Linked DNA regions of Homo sapiens: region 1 is linked to region 2. The links are chromatin contacts, found by Hi-C or POLR2A ChIA-PET in ENCODE. All regions are on one chromosome and are shown on one strand. Each heading gives the region's core, a stretch centred on a gene start or an enhancer-like site at or near the end of the contact. The rest is flanking DNA. Distances are from core to core; before and after follow the strand shown. Region 1 overlaps CDH2 (cadherin 2). Region 2 holds the start of CDH2 (cadherin 2).

Evidence for each region. Hi-C counts contacts between places; a loop is a spot of excess contacts on that map. ChIA-PET counts read pairs that join two places held with the same protein, here RNA polymerase II (POLR2A). Pooled maps may share reads with other maps.
Region 1: a map of dorsolateral prefrontal cortex shows a loop between it and region 2 (7-fold over the local background). The contact joins the enhancer-like site here to the promoter of CDH2 in region 2. A Hi-C loop is called at or near these places in 7 of 168 maps with a recorded cell type or tissue (Caco-2, HepG2, dorsolateral prefrontal cortex and 2 more), 1 of 37 single-sample maps with no recorded cell type and 5 of 50 pooled maps. POLR2A ChIA-PET finds 5 or more read pairs at or near these places in 5 of 52 experiments (BJ, HEK293, HEK293T and 2 more).

What each region holds. Positions count from the first base shown.
Region 1 is chr18:28,085,649-28,092,240 of GRCh38, reverse strand. The region is part of intron 2 of CDH2 (cadherin 2); the gene reads left to right. Among named protein-coding and RNA genes, the nearest start is that of CDH2, 88 kb to the left of the region's middle. RefSeq lists an enhancer at 3,349-6,592. Within about 2 kb of position 4,765, at least 4 of the 41 ENCODE cell types and tissues checked have a DNase peak (open chromatin) inside an H3K27ac peak, as active enhancers do; they include dorsolateral prefrontal cortex, where a contact is called at or near this core.
Region 2 is chr18:28,173,082-28,178,736 of GRCh38, reverse strand. It overlaps CDH2 (cadherin 2), which reads left to right and starts at 1,607. Exons shown (of 16, transcript NM_001792.5): 1 at 1,607-1,774. The coding sequence starts at 1,715.

The sequences.
Region 1 (6,592 bases), core at 3,516-6,015, 90 kb after region 2:
AGCAAGACTGTCATTACATGTTAGACTGAGAGAAGGAGACATTATAGAGCCACTTGGAAATGAAGAGTTAATTTTTGGTTCGTAGGTGTGTTACAGGCTGAATTGTGTTCCCTTAAAATTCATATGTCGAAATCCTAAACCCCAGTATGTGATGGTATTTGGAGAGAGGATCTTCATCAGGTGGGCCCTACTCCAGTATCATTGGTGTTCTTAGGACACAGGCATACCCAGAGGAAAGACCACGTAAAGAGACAGGGAGAAGATTGTCTACAAGCCAAGCAGAAAGGCCTGCGAAGAAGCCAACTCTGTTAACACCTTAATCTCAGACTTGTAGTTTCTAGAATTGTGAGAATACACATTTCTATTGTTTAAGCCAGGCAGTCTGTAATGGCAGCCCTAGCAAACTAATGGCGGTGGTGGGGTGGGGGGATGTTCCTTAAACAGTGATTAAAATAGCTCAGTTAATCAAATGAAAAGATAAGTTTACCATTTTCTTTGGAAACAAAATTTGTATTAATGTCATTTTCAAATAACTCCTATGAGAACGTCCCAAAGCCATTGGTATTTTAATTAATTTTCCAGTGGTAGCTTCTTCAAATAGTAAATCAGTAAGTTGTCTTTAAAGTATCATTTTCTGTGAAGCTTCAGGAAACGTATACTCTAAAAAATAATTTGAGTTAATCATTTAGAATTAACTGCTTTATTCCCATCAAAATATTGTCTTTGTCTTCTTTGATGGTAAGAGAAATGAATAAGGTTTTTTTTTCCCACTACTTTACAAAAACATACAGAGAGAATTGTGAAATATTTACCAGACAGACTGAAGGACAAAGTCCACTAGCTAACTGAACTAAAGGGAATTAAATCCAATTCGTTACAGAGTAGGTGAAAGGTATTTAAGTGTCAGGGGGTGTTTTCATTTTCTTCCCATTTCTGAAAGTAATTTAAGAACAGAGGGGGGAAATGAGGGATTGAGGAGAAAGTACAGTTTTATCACCTTTGCTCTCAAGTTGGTTTGTGATCCCCAGTGTCAATTTCTAGTAGGAAAAAAACAAAACAAAACTTTTTGCAATCATATAGTTATTACAGAAACCAGTGCTCTTAAGTTTACTTTCTTCTTTTGGCTTCATAGCAGAGTACATCTAGATCCTTTCATTTTGACAACTTTGTCCTGGAAAATATGAGAAAATCAGCCTATGCAATTAAATGCAAAATCAATGTAAACTGCCCGGAGGACTAGCATATTAGGTATTATCTTGTAGAGACAAATGCTTTTTCAGTCCTCTTGTGATTCAACCACTATTGGATATAGAAATTTAAGGCTTAATCTCTATTATCTCAATGTTCTACTTGTAGGCAGAGTGAAAAGGAATAAAAGGATTATTTTTTCTTCCCCAAACCAGTAAGATACATGTTGTATTAGAAATATTATACTGGCTTCTGGGTATTTGTAGGCTATGATGGATACAACATTCTTCAGTACAATAAAAGAAAATTTGTCTTTTGCCCTGAAGTTATATTTTAGCTTTCATTGAGTTCTTATCTACCATAAGGTTGGAAAGGGAGAGCATTTATAGCATTGCCACCAGTTTGCTGGAATACAGTACAAGCTACTCTAATAAACATACACAGAGATGACTTCTGAATTTTGTAGCTAAAGGAGAATTGTCATCTGTGGAGGGAAGGGTATGGGTAACACCTGAGCAGATGCTTGTGGACGCTGCCTGGGGGGAAGAAGCTGTAGTCCTCAGTGTTCTCGCTAGCCAGTGGTATGACCTTGGAAGATAGTGCAGTCATTTCTGGCCCTCATTTGTGCTGCAATGAGGACATGAAGGAGATGGGTGAGATTTTTGCCTTTATTGCCTTTTAAAGGCCCTTGGAATTATTGTCCAATACACAAATCCATACGTCAGCCAATGCCACACATTTGTCACTGTGAGACAAATTAATTTAGATGTTATTGAGATTACTGTAATAGACATGTATTTAAAAGCGTAGTGAATTCAAAGTAGTTTATAGGCATTGTCTTAGTCAACAGATGCAAAAAAGAACAATTACTAATATGTGGGGTCCACATAGCTCTGTGTTTGTGTATAATTCTGTTTTGTTTATAAATTAAAAATTGATACTTATATTCAGAAAGGAAAGGAACCACCAGACTAATTGATCTCCAAGTTCTTTGACATCTGTGGCATCCAATAATTTTTTGTAGTTATGCTAACTACACTTTAGTTTCTCATCAGTGAAACCTCATAGATTTACTAAGGATGTAATAAAACAGTTTATAAGAGCATAATTCACGTGGATATGGAAGATTCTGTCAGGTGAATATGGATCTGAAGTGTGGAGAGCTCTATCAGGACAGGAATCGGGCTCTGTCCTGTTTACCTCTGTATTCCTGGCACTGTTCACATACCCAGGGTAGCAGGTGTCCATTAAATATTTATTGCTAAATGCATCTCTTGGAATAAGACCTGGTAAAGAGTACTAATTATGAATTTGGCTAACCTTACTTTCTTTAATCTTGTTTTAAGAAAACCAGTTACAGGTTGGACCAATTAGGAAATGCATAAATTAGATATAACCATTTGCTTTAGAAAAGATTATTGGACTTGAACAAAATTGCAATTGAAATTGCTTTAAATTACTTAAATAATTCAAGGACACTTAAAATGTAACTCTATTTACAGACTATCAATTTATATGCAATTTTTTGTTAAAAAAATGATTATGGAAACTAGATAACCCGTATGTATAGTAAGGCATAATAACCCTTTAAAAATTTCCTTCTAGGAAACACTACTGACTGTAATGATTAAAATGTGAAGATTTTATAATTATAATGTGAAGAAATATATGTGATTGGTTATTATAAGTTGTGACTGAATATTGTTGTTTGATTTTTCTGTTGTAGTTATTATATAGAAGGAATTTCATTGTATTTATCACTCTTTTATTTGAGGTCCTAAAATCTTTTTTCTAGAAAATTATCATTTGATGGTGTCCTCATCTGGTAGAGAGTCAAAGATCTAGGTTTGGCATTTAGGTTTTTCTGAAGTTTCTGTATATTGGTTCTTTATTATAAGCAGGCTTTTCCAGTGTGCTAGAGTTGAATGACATGTAAAGGAGACGTACTCTTGATGAGCTCTGTTCCTCCTCTCTTTTCTGTTATACTTCTATTCAGTTATGAGAAAGAGCAAATGAATGAAACTAAATCACAGTGTGTAGGCTTTTGTTTCCAAAGCTCTTTAAGAGTGGCTATTTTGTAAATTATACTAAAGTGTAATAATCTAGATATTAATATTTTTTCAAGTCAGATTTGTTTCCCCTTGAATTGGCACTGTAGTCTTTTTGTGACACCCAGCGTAGAATTTGTATTTTCTCTCCTGATATGCAATATCTGCCTCCACTCATTTCACACTTTGGCTTCTTTGTATGGTGTCTATCTTTTGCTATGCATAGAAGGCCCCCAGTTTAGCAACACTTGACTTGCTGGGAAGGTGGCTGTCAGGGAACATGCCCGCCCCCTTAGGAACCCTTTAAAACCCCTGCAGGTGCTGTGCTAGAAACCCTCTTCCTCTGTCCACCTCCTTTGGGAGGTGCCTAGCTCACCAGATGCCTCTCGGACAGACTTACATAGGCCCCAGGACATTTCCTCCCCATCACCTTCAGGGTCTGAAAGCCTTCAAGCACATGAGGCTGAAAGGCAAGATTGCAAGATTCCTTGTGCTGTTAATTCACTCTGCTCTAATTTAGAAAGGGTATCTGAGCTAACTTGGAGACATCCAAATGATTTTCAATTTAATTCGAATGAAAAAAATTATGGTTCAAGTGTCAGATTGATAAATTAACATTAAAACTCATTTGCGTGTTCAGGGCTTACGTATGTTTTATTTCTCACATTAGATTTTGAGTATCAAGGGGCAAAGACTATGTCTACAGTGATTTTTGTTTATATCTTCAAAAATGTAGTTGACTTTATGAGTATCAATATATTCCTTCCCCAAGAAAAGTAGAAAAAGAAATTATACTTTAATCTGATGTGAAACAGCCTCCTTTTTCTTTACCCTGTTTTTGTCAATGTAGTGTTATAAATTAGTTGCTTCTCACCCATTAAGCCTGATTAATCAAGGTAGTATTTAATTTTCTCTGACTTACTGTCTGGTTTAATATTTTCACCAAGCAGCCTAGTTACTGAAGGGTCATCTTTCCATTTGACAAATCAAGTGTATCTATTGAGGAGCTTGTCTGTGTAAATTTCACATTCACTCCCTCTTTGAGGGGGAGGAAAAAAATGAGGCGGGAGAGAGTAAAAAACCGAGTATCTGTAGTGTGGTTTGCCTGTCCTTTATAATACAGCTATAATTTCTTGGTCCCAGGGCTCCCATCATGAAAGTTTGGTCAGCCTTATTTTTTGTTTTGTTTTGTTTTGTTTTGTTTTGTTTTTTATTTTCATTCATTCTTTTTTTGTTTTGTTTTGTTTTTCTTTTGAGTGGCTGAGCCTCTGAAATTTGGAGCATTGGTGAATATGTGTGTCAGTAGAACATGATGACAAGTGATATTGCCACAGTATTTTTAATATAACAATATCCTATCAAAGGAATACACATTTGGATTTTGAAGTGTGGAGACAAGGGTTATTTTTTTTTCTTCTTAACCCAATGTAATAAAAAGCTTGGTTGAAGACTGTCCCAGGAGTAAAAACCCAGTTTATCTAACTGGTGTCATTTCAGGACGGCACGATGCCAGTGGAGTTCAGCCTCTGCAGTTTGTTTGTGTTGGCATGCCGTCATGTATAGAGGGCATTTTAAAATGCTCTGGCATAAGAGAGGAAGAAGATGCTTCAAGTATTTTAACCTGGTTACTGCTCCCGTTAGAACATGTGCTTTTGCTTTCTTTAGGCGGGCTTATTGTGTTTACATCTTTGTCCCTCATCATGGTGTGGGGAGAACCGCTTTATGCTTTATCATGCTTCTCTTCACACAGATGCACAGCCCTTTGTGTGTTTTGCATCAAACTTGTCTTTCATCCTGCCTTTTGTATCTTTCTCAAGGAAATTGATCTCATAAAGAATGCTATCAAATTCATCAACAGGCAAAAGATAGCATTTCAAAGTATAAGTAAGAGACATGAAAAGGATGCAGTCGTAAGCTTGGCTGTCTCAACAGAGCTGCTTAGCAGAAAATATTAAATTCAGCCTGCCTGCCATTCAGTCACTCTGGGCATAACTAGCCAAAGAATTTCACAATGTGGATAACCTCCAGCCCTCTGACTGTATGCAAAGTAGGAGGCCTGAATGAGAGCATTGTGTTATAAAACCTTAAACTGGAGCAAGACTTAAAAAGCCCAATCTCTCTGGTTATTTTGGACATTCAAATGCTGTCTAAGAGAAAAGAACTCATTATGACTCAGTTCCGTTAATTAGACGTAAATTACCATCTTTTGTCTGATACAAAAGAAGGTAAAGGGAACTCTGCAAGACCAGAGGATACTGAAATTCTAATGAGATGAGAGCATAGGCTGAAACTGAGTGAAAACAAGAAGCCATTCAACTAGAGGCAAGCCCCTAGTGTGTCTTGTGTGTGAGCAAAAAGCAAAAACATACATTTGTAATTGTCCAGATTCATATATTATTTAGAACCATGGTCAGTGTCCCCAGAGAGCTCATAGGGTCCTGATTTTTGACAGGATATGATGCTGACCCACACAGAAGGAAATAGTCTCTTTTCCCGAGTACACTCTGAAGATTTTTGTTAGGTACACAGTCTTTCTCAGTGGGAGACCGTAGTGTGATTGAATGATAAATAAATGGACCTTTTACTTAAAAACAATGAAGGCTTAATAAATAAAGGAAATTAGCAAAGTTTGACCGAGAGATTTACGGAACTATACAGTAGTAGAGGAAATGTTTAAGCATAACAATAACTGAATAACTATAGAGTTCTAATGTTGGAAAGGACTATAGGGTAGTTATAACACTGGAAAGCCACTTCTTTAGGATAATAAAATAGTATAATAATCCTGTTAATCCCTTCTTTAGAACAGTATAAACACATTTTCTTAATTGTATCAACTTCTCAATTGCAAACTAGGTTGTTCCAGAGTGAATTTAGCTGTACTGTTGCTGCTTGCTAGAAGGTTGACGTTCTCCCTTGTGTTAGGCGAAAATTAACATGGTCTCAAAGGTCTTGTATTCTGGTCACTAAATGTCATTCCTTTTAAAAACAAGTTTATAATACAGTGGTGAGCATGATTCCAGATGGATAATATTTTTATTCTCCTTTAGAGAAGATGGGTACAGTGGTAGTTAATAACCTGTGTCCTGTGGCGTTATCATGTGATTAGTTCACATGACCTAAATACTAATTTTGTAGGAAATTATAATATTGAAAGTAATTAATCATTTCATTCATTCAGCACATTAAGTACTTACTAAGTCCCAAACACAGTGTTTTGCACTAGGGATTCAAGGATTACCGTGACTCTAGGGTTGAGAATAGGAATATAGAGTATGGGACCAGATTGAGAACAAAGTTGAAGATTTCCATCCGATGTGTGACTTTGAGATGCTTATGGACATGACAATGTCAGT
Region 2 (5,655 bases), core at 358-2,857:
GTAGGAGAGGGTAAAAGTACCCTGAAACTGTTGGCCCCAAATGTGAACAGTACCACTAACAGGTAGTAATAGAAATAGAAAACGGGAGATTTCAAATAAAATAACAAACATGCACTCTCAAACTCCCAGAGGGGACAAAAGAAAACAAAACAAGAACACAAAAACTTGGGCTGTTCCAGTACATCCTCAAGGGTGGGAGCTGAAGGTGCGAGCTCCAGAGAGGAGCCGCGGCCTCCGCCCTCCCCCGCCCGCAGGTGGCTCCCGGCGAGCGCCTCAGACAACAATAGCTAGGATGAGCTTGGCCTGCGTCCTTAGTTTGCTGTGTCTGCCCCTGCCAGGAAAGATTACCCATCTCCAAAGAATGACAAAATAAAGAAGCGTACGTTAGGCTCCCAAGGAGACACCGCCCCCCCTTCCCCACCATTCTTCATCTCCATTAGATTCCCTACCGCGGACCAAAGATGAACCTGCTACCAATCAAGTTCCTGCCCAAGTTATTTTATTTCCCGCAGCCCCTCCACCTGCCGGGGCGGTGCTCGGCGCACTCTAGGCTTCCCTCCGGCGACCCCCCGCGGGCTGCAGCAAAATACGGGGCGCTTCGGCGGGGCGGGGGCGGGCGGCTGCCGCGGATCCGGCCGGCTACAGCCGCAGCTTGGTGGCCTCCGATTGGCCACGACGCGGGCGGGGAGGCTCGGCGGAGGAGGGAGGCGGGGGCGAGGGCGGCGGCGGCGGCGGGAGGAATAGGAGAGGGGAGCGGGCCGCGCAGCCAGGCAGCGCGTGGGGCGAGCGCGGGGAGAGCGGCGGCGGCTCGCCCAGGTCGCGCAGCGGAGGCCGAGCGGGGTGCGCGGTCGGCGACGGAGGGCGGCGCGCGCGAGTGAGCGGCGCAGGGCGAGGACCGGCGGGCGGGTGCCGGTGCGCGGGCAGCAGGGGCGGCTGCGGCAGCAGCTGCGCGGGACGGAGCCGCGGCGGGAGAGACCGCGCCGGCCCCTCGCCTCACCCCCTTGCGGCCGAGGCCGGAGAACAGTCTCCAACTCGCCGGGGGACCGGAAAGAGGAGCCGAGAAGCGCCCCTCGGCCCCCACGCAGCGGAGGCGCGGAGTGGCGGGACTGCTGCTCTTTGTGGGTGCAGCACGCACGACCCGGAGCGCCCTCCCCGCGGCGCTGTCCCCGGCGTCTTCGTCGCGCCGAGCGGCCCTGGAGCGGGGACCCGGAGGAAGCAAAACCACGAGCCCGAAACCTCGCGTGGCGGAGCTCTTGGGGAGCGCCATCCGCTCCACTTCCACCTCCACATCCTCCACCGGCCAAGGTCCCCGCCGCTGCATCCCTCGCGGCTTCCGCTGCGCTCCGGGCCGGAGCCGAGCCGCCTGCGCTGCCACAGCAGCCGCCTCCACACACTCGCAGACGCTCACACGCTCTCCCTCCCTGTTCCCCCGCCCCCTCCCCAGCTCCTTGATCTCTGGGTCTGTTTTATTACTCCTGGTGCGAGTCCCGCGGACTCCGCGGCCCGCTATTTGTCATCAGCTCGCTCTCCATTGGCGGGGAGCGGAGAGCAGCGAAGAAGGGGGTGGGGAGGGGAGGGGAAGGGAAGGGGGTGGAAACTGCCTGGAGCCGTTTCTCCGCGCCGCTGTTGGTGCTGCCGCTGCCTCCTCCTCCTCCGCCGCCGCCGCCGCCGCCGCCGCCTCCTCCGGCTCTTCGCTCGGCCCCTCTCCGCCTCCATGTGCCGGATAGCGGGAGCGCTGCGGACCCTGCTGCCGCTGCTGGCGGCCCTGCTTCAGGTACGCGGCGGTCCCCGCGGGCCGGGCCACGGGCGGGGTGGGGCGGGCGGCGCCGGGTCCCTTTGTTCCCCGCGCCGCTGCGGGGCCGGGCTGCGCACCCGGGAAGGGAGGTGCCACGCCGCGCCGCGCCGCGCCGCGCGGCCGGTAGCTGCGCAGGCATCGGGCTCCGTCCGGGCGCCGGGGCAGGGTTGCCGGGGCCAGTAGGTCTCTCGCGCCTTTCCTGGCGGGGCTCTAGGGGCTGGATTGCGGGTCCCCTCTGCTCCTTCTTCGGGGCCGAGCAAGCTCGCGGGGGGTGTCCCCAGGCAGCAGGAGGGTGAGGCAGGATAACTCCCAGGTTTTGCAGTTTTCTGTGCCTTTCGCCCCTCGCATAGTACTTTGCTCCAATTTTTTTGTTTATTTCTGCAGGGATGGGTCGCGAGTTTACAGTAGGAATTCTCACTCTGGTGTCTTAGTTACGGGACTTGCCTCCACCTTACCCCACCCTGCACCCGTGCGCCTCCCGGTGCTCAAGGGCTCTACTGTCCTATTGTCTTTATCCCAGTCTGGAGTTGCCTCCTTTTCTTCTTCTCTTGCCCTCACAATATTCTGTGTTCGTCCCACCTGGAAAGAAAATCTGGCCCTCTTGCCCGGAGGAGTCTCTGCCGGTCAGCGCCTGCCTGTAGAACGAGTCTGGCCTCTCACGCCTAGTATCTCCCCCGGGCGAGAAGTTCCGTTACGCGGCTGCTCCTTTCTCTGTCCGGCTGCCTGTGCCCTATATGCGCCCCGGGGGCGCCTTTGCCTGGAGCCTTCCGTACTTTTCATACCCTCGGGAGAGAGCCAGCGAGCCTTTTCATTTAATCTCTACTAAGAGGCTCCTCCGCGGCAGGAAGCACCTGCTCCAGTCCGGGCGCAGGTTCCCTCGCCACTGCACGCTGCGGGTTCCCAGCCCGGGGGCAGCCCAACTTTCCGCCGCCTCCAACCCGAGGATGCCCCCAGGCTCCTCCCGACCAGCCAGCCCAGGCCTGGAGGCCACTTCACACAGCCTCGGCCGGGACCCTCTAGCTGGGCGGGTGCAGTGCCCTGGTCCCAAGTCGGTCTCCGCCTGCCGTGGGGTCCCTCGAAGGTTGCGGGAAAGGGGCGTGCCCACCCTCGCCGCGGGGCAGGAAAATCCACGGAGGGTCCCCCTGCCTGTCGCCCTCGGGGCAAGGGGAGAGGTGCTCTACTGCCAGCTGGCAGCCCCGAAAAGTGCGGACGCAGCTCGGAAGTGCCTGCTCCGGGGGTGGAGACAGGTGGTGTGGATTACCCCGCTCCGTGGTCTTCACGGGTCAGGGCCTGGCGCGCTCCGGCCCGCCGGGGGGTGAGTGCTGCTGGGGCGGGGGCAGGGGCTGGACGGGGCTGGCCTCCGCAGTCTCTCGCGCTTTCTCCCGCAACCCCTAGACGGTCGTGGGCCGCCGCCGCGCGGAGCCCTGTCCATGGTGCGCCATGGTGCGGCACGCCTGTCCCTGCCCGGCTCCACGCTCTCCTCCCGGGTCGTGCTCTCTCACTTTGTCTCTCCCCACCCCTGCCTCCCAGGCCAGGGTCCCAGCGTTCCTTTTCCCTTTCTTGGATTTCTTCTTTTGTTCTTTAGTCTCCTACCGGTCTTTCTCCCTTCCCCCACTCGCCATCCGCCACTCGGCTCTCTCCTGACTCGGGGATTTCAGAACTATTAGACTAGACATTTTTGGCCTTTGCAGTTTTGGAGAGTGGATGGAATTCCTTCTAACTTGGGGGAGGAGACCTGCCAGTCACTTGCTAACAAAAGTACCTCCTGTTATAAAACCGCCCTTTATTCTCCCAGCGCACACTCCTCATTCTTTGACCTCCTGTCACTTCATTTATTGTTTCTTCTTTAAAAATGGGGTTTATTAAAGAGGTTAGGCTGAAGGAGGAAGAAGGAAAAAAGTCCTGCTTCTAAAGTATTTGAAGTTAAATGGAAGGCAAGACAAACTTAAAGACTCCTGTGTATTAGGATTTTTTTTTAACAAAGGAGATGTGATACATTTTTTACAAATCTTACTTTAAAAACACTAATTTTTGGACAGCATTGGGTCGTCTTATTTACAGACAGTAAATCCTCAGTGTGAATCCAGCAGCAGATGGTTATTTTCACAAACTTTTTCATCTAAAAGTGAGTTTTAATTGAATACTGTGCAGCGAAGTTAGGACACGAAGAGACATTTGTTGGTCATGAATACTGTGGGAAATCTATGTGTGTTACAAGTGGAGCACTCTCATTTTCTGTTTTAGTCATCTGCCTTGAAGTCAGGTGTGAATTTTCTGTCAGTTTTTTCTTAAGTGTTTCTAAAAATATCGTTTATAAGCATTAAATAATGTGCTTTTCCATTGTATGTTCTTTCTCAGTTTCTTCTATACCAATGTTGACTTTTTTAAACCTTCAGGAAAGGAGAAATTATAACTTTCTCATCAAGTTATTTGGCAGTCCTCTAATTCATGAGTACAAGTCAAGCAGTAACATTGAATGATTTGAAAGGTCATTAGGAGTGGAAGCAGAGCAGTTTACGCAACATGAGTTTTAGGGTTAAGTGCACCATGTGGATTGTACAACTGAGATTAGAAATGACTTTGTGCTAATGGTCTGCTTTACACGCCCGAACAACAAAGCTCTATCTGCAAGGTGAAAGTGGCTGTCCTGCAGTCAGCTGCTATTAACAGTCTAGGTTTTTTTTTTCTTTTTTTTTTAAATTCCAGACTAAGCAGCCGATAGTTTTAGAAAAGAGAATATGTAGGTTATTAGTGCAGATACGGAGCACCCTTGTTTTTTTACAAGCTAAATATAATTGAATATTCAAAGGACTCTGTGCCTTGAATTGTTAACTGAAGTGTCTGTGTACCTTATTTTACTTAGAGAAATTACTAGTTTAGTTAGTCTTGTTATGTAGATTTACATAATTCTAGTCAATCTTGCATGTTATGATGTTCAACATCAAGATTTTCTTTAGTCTTATTTTAAGATGTTAGCCTTTTTTATATTAAAAAATCCGAATTTGAGCATTCAGCTTACCTGATAAAAGTATAAAATATTATATCACAAAGTTATAACTAGCTTTCCTTTTAAATAATACAAGTGACTTTCAAATCTTTACATAGGTTTATTGTTAAGAAAAAAAATCAATGTTGCTTTTACCATTGACCTAGTTAATTAATATATTAGAAACCTGTGTTGTTTTTCTAGTTCACATCTTAATTGCATAACCCCATTGTTCTAATTTAAATACGTTTGTATGGGTTATGGGGCATCTAGGACAGTATTTTAATGTTCATAGAAATTCATTTCTAAGACTTAACAGATCCTGGTTTCAACCCTGCGTGAGGACCTTGGAAAAACGATGGATAAACCTTATGTGTTTTTCACCTATTAGGTACAGATTTTAAAGAAATTAATATTCAACATATGAAGTATACATAAAAAGAAGCAGCTTTGTTCTAGAATGTGGCAAGGATTCAGCAGTGATTTTAAGTGTAAATCGTGTTTATTCTCAGTATTTATTTGATTTTCATGTGCTTTTGAAACATAAGTTCTTGTGAAAATAAGAAGAGTTAACTTGGTGTTCAGAGTTTACTTACTAGACACAGTTATGTATATTTCTTTGCTTTTCTTAACTTGAGGCATGCGGTCATTACTAATAGGTGAAAGGTTACAAACATACTAGGTGTAATTTGAAAAACAGTATTTTATGTATCCTCACTTGTTTTTAAAACACTATATATTAAACCATAGGTACTTTCTGACTTTTATACTTTCATCAAAGTCTGCCCTAACCTTCTAAAAGTTCAGACTGAGATTTTACAAGGAAATACTTTTTAGATATTTCTTGCTTTTTACATGTAGAGACTAAAATCTT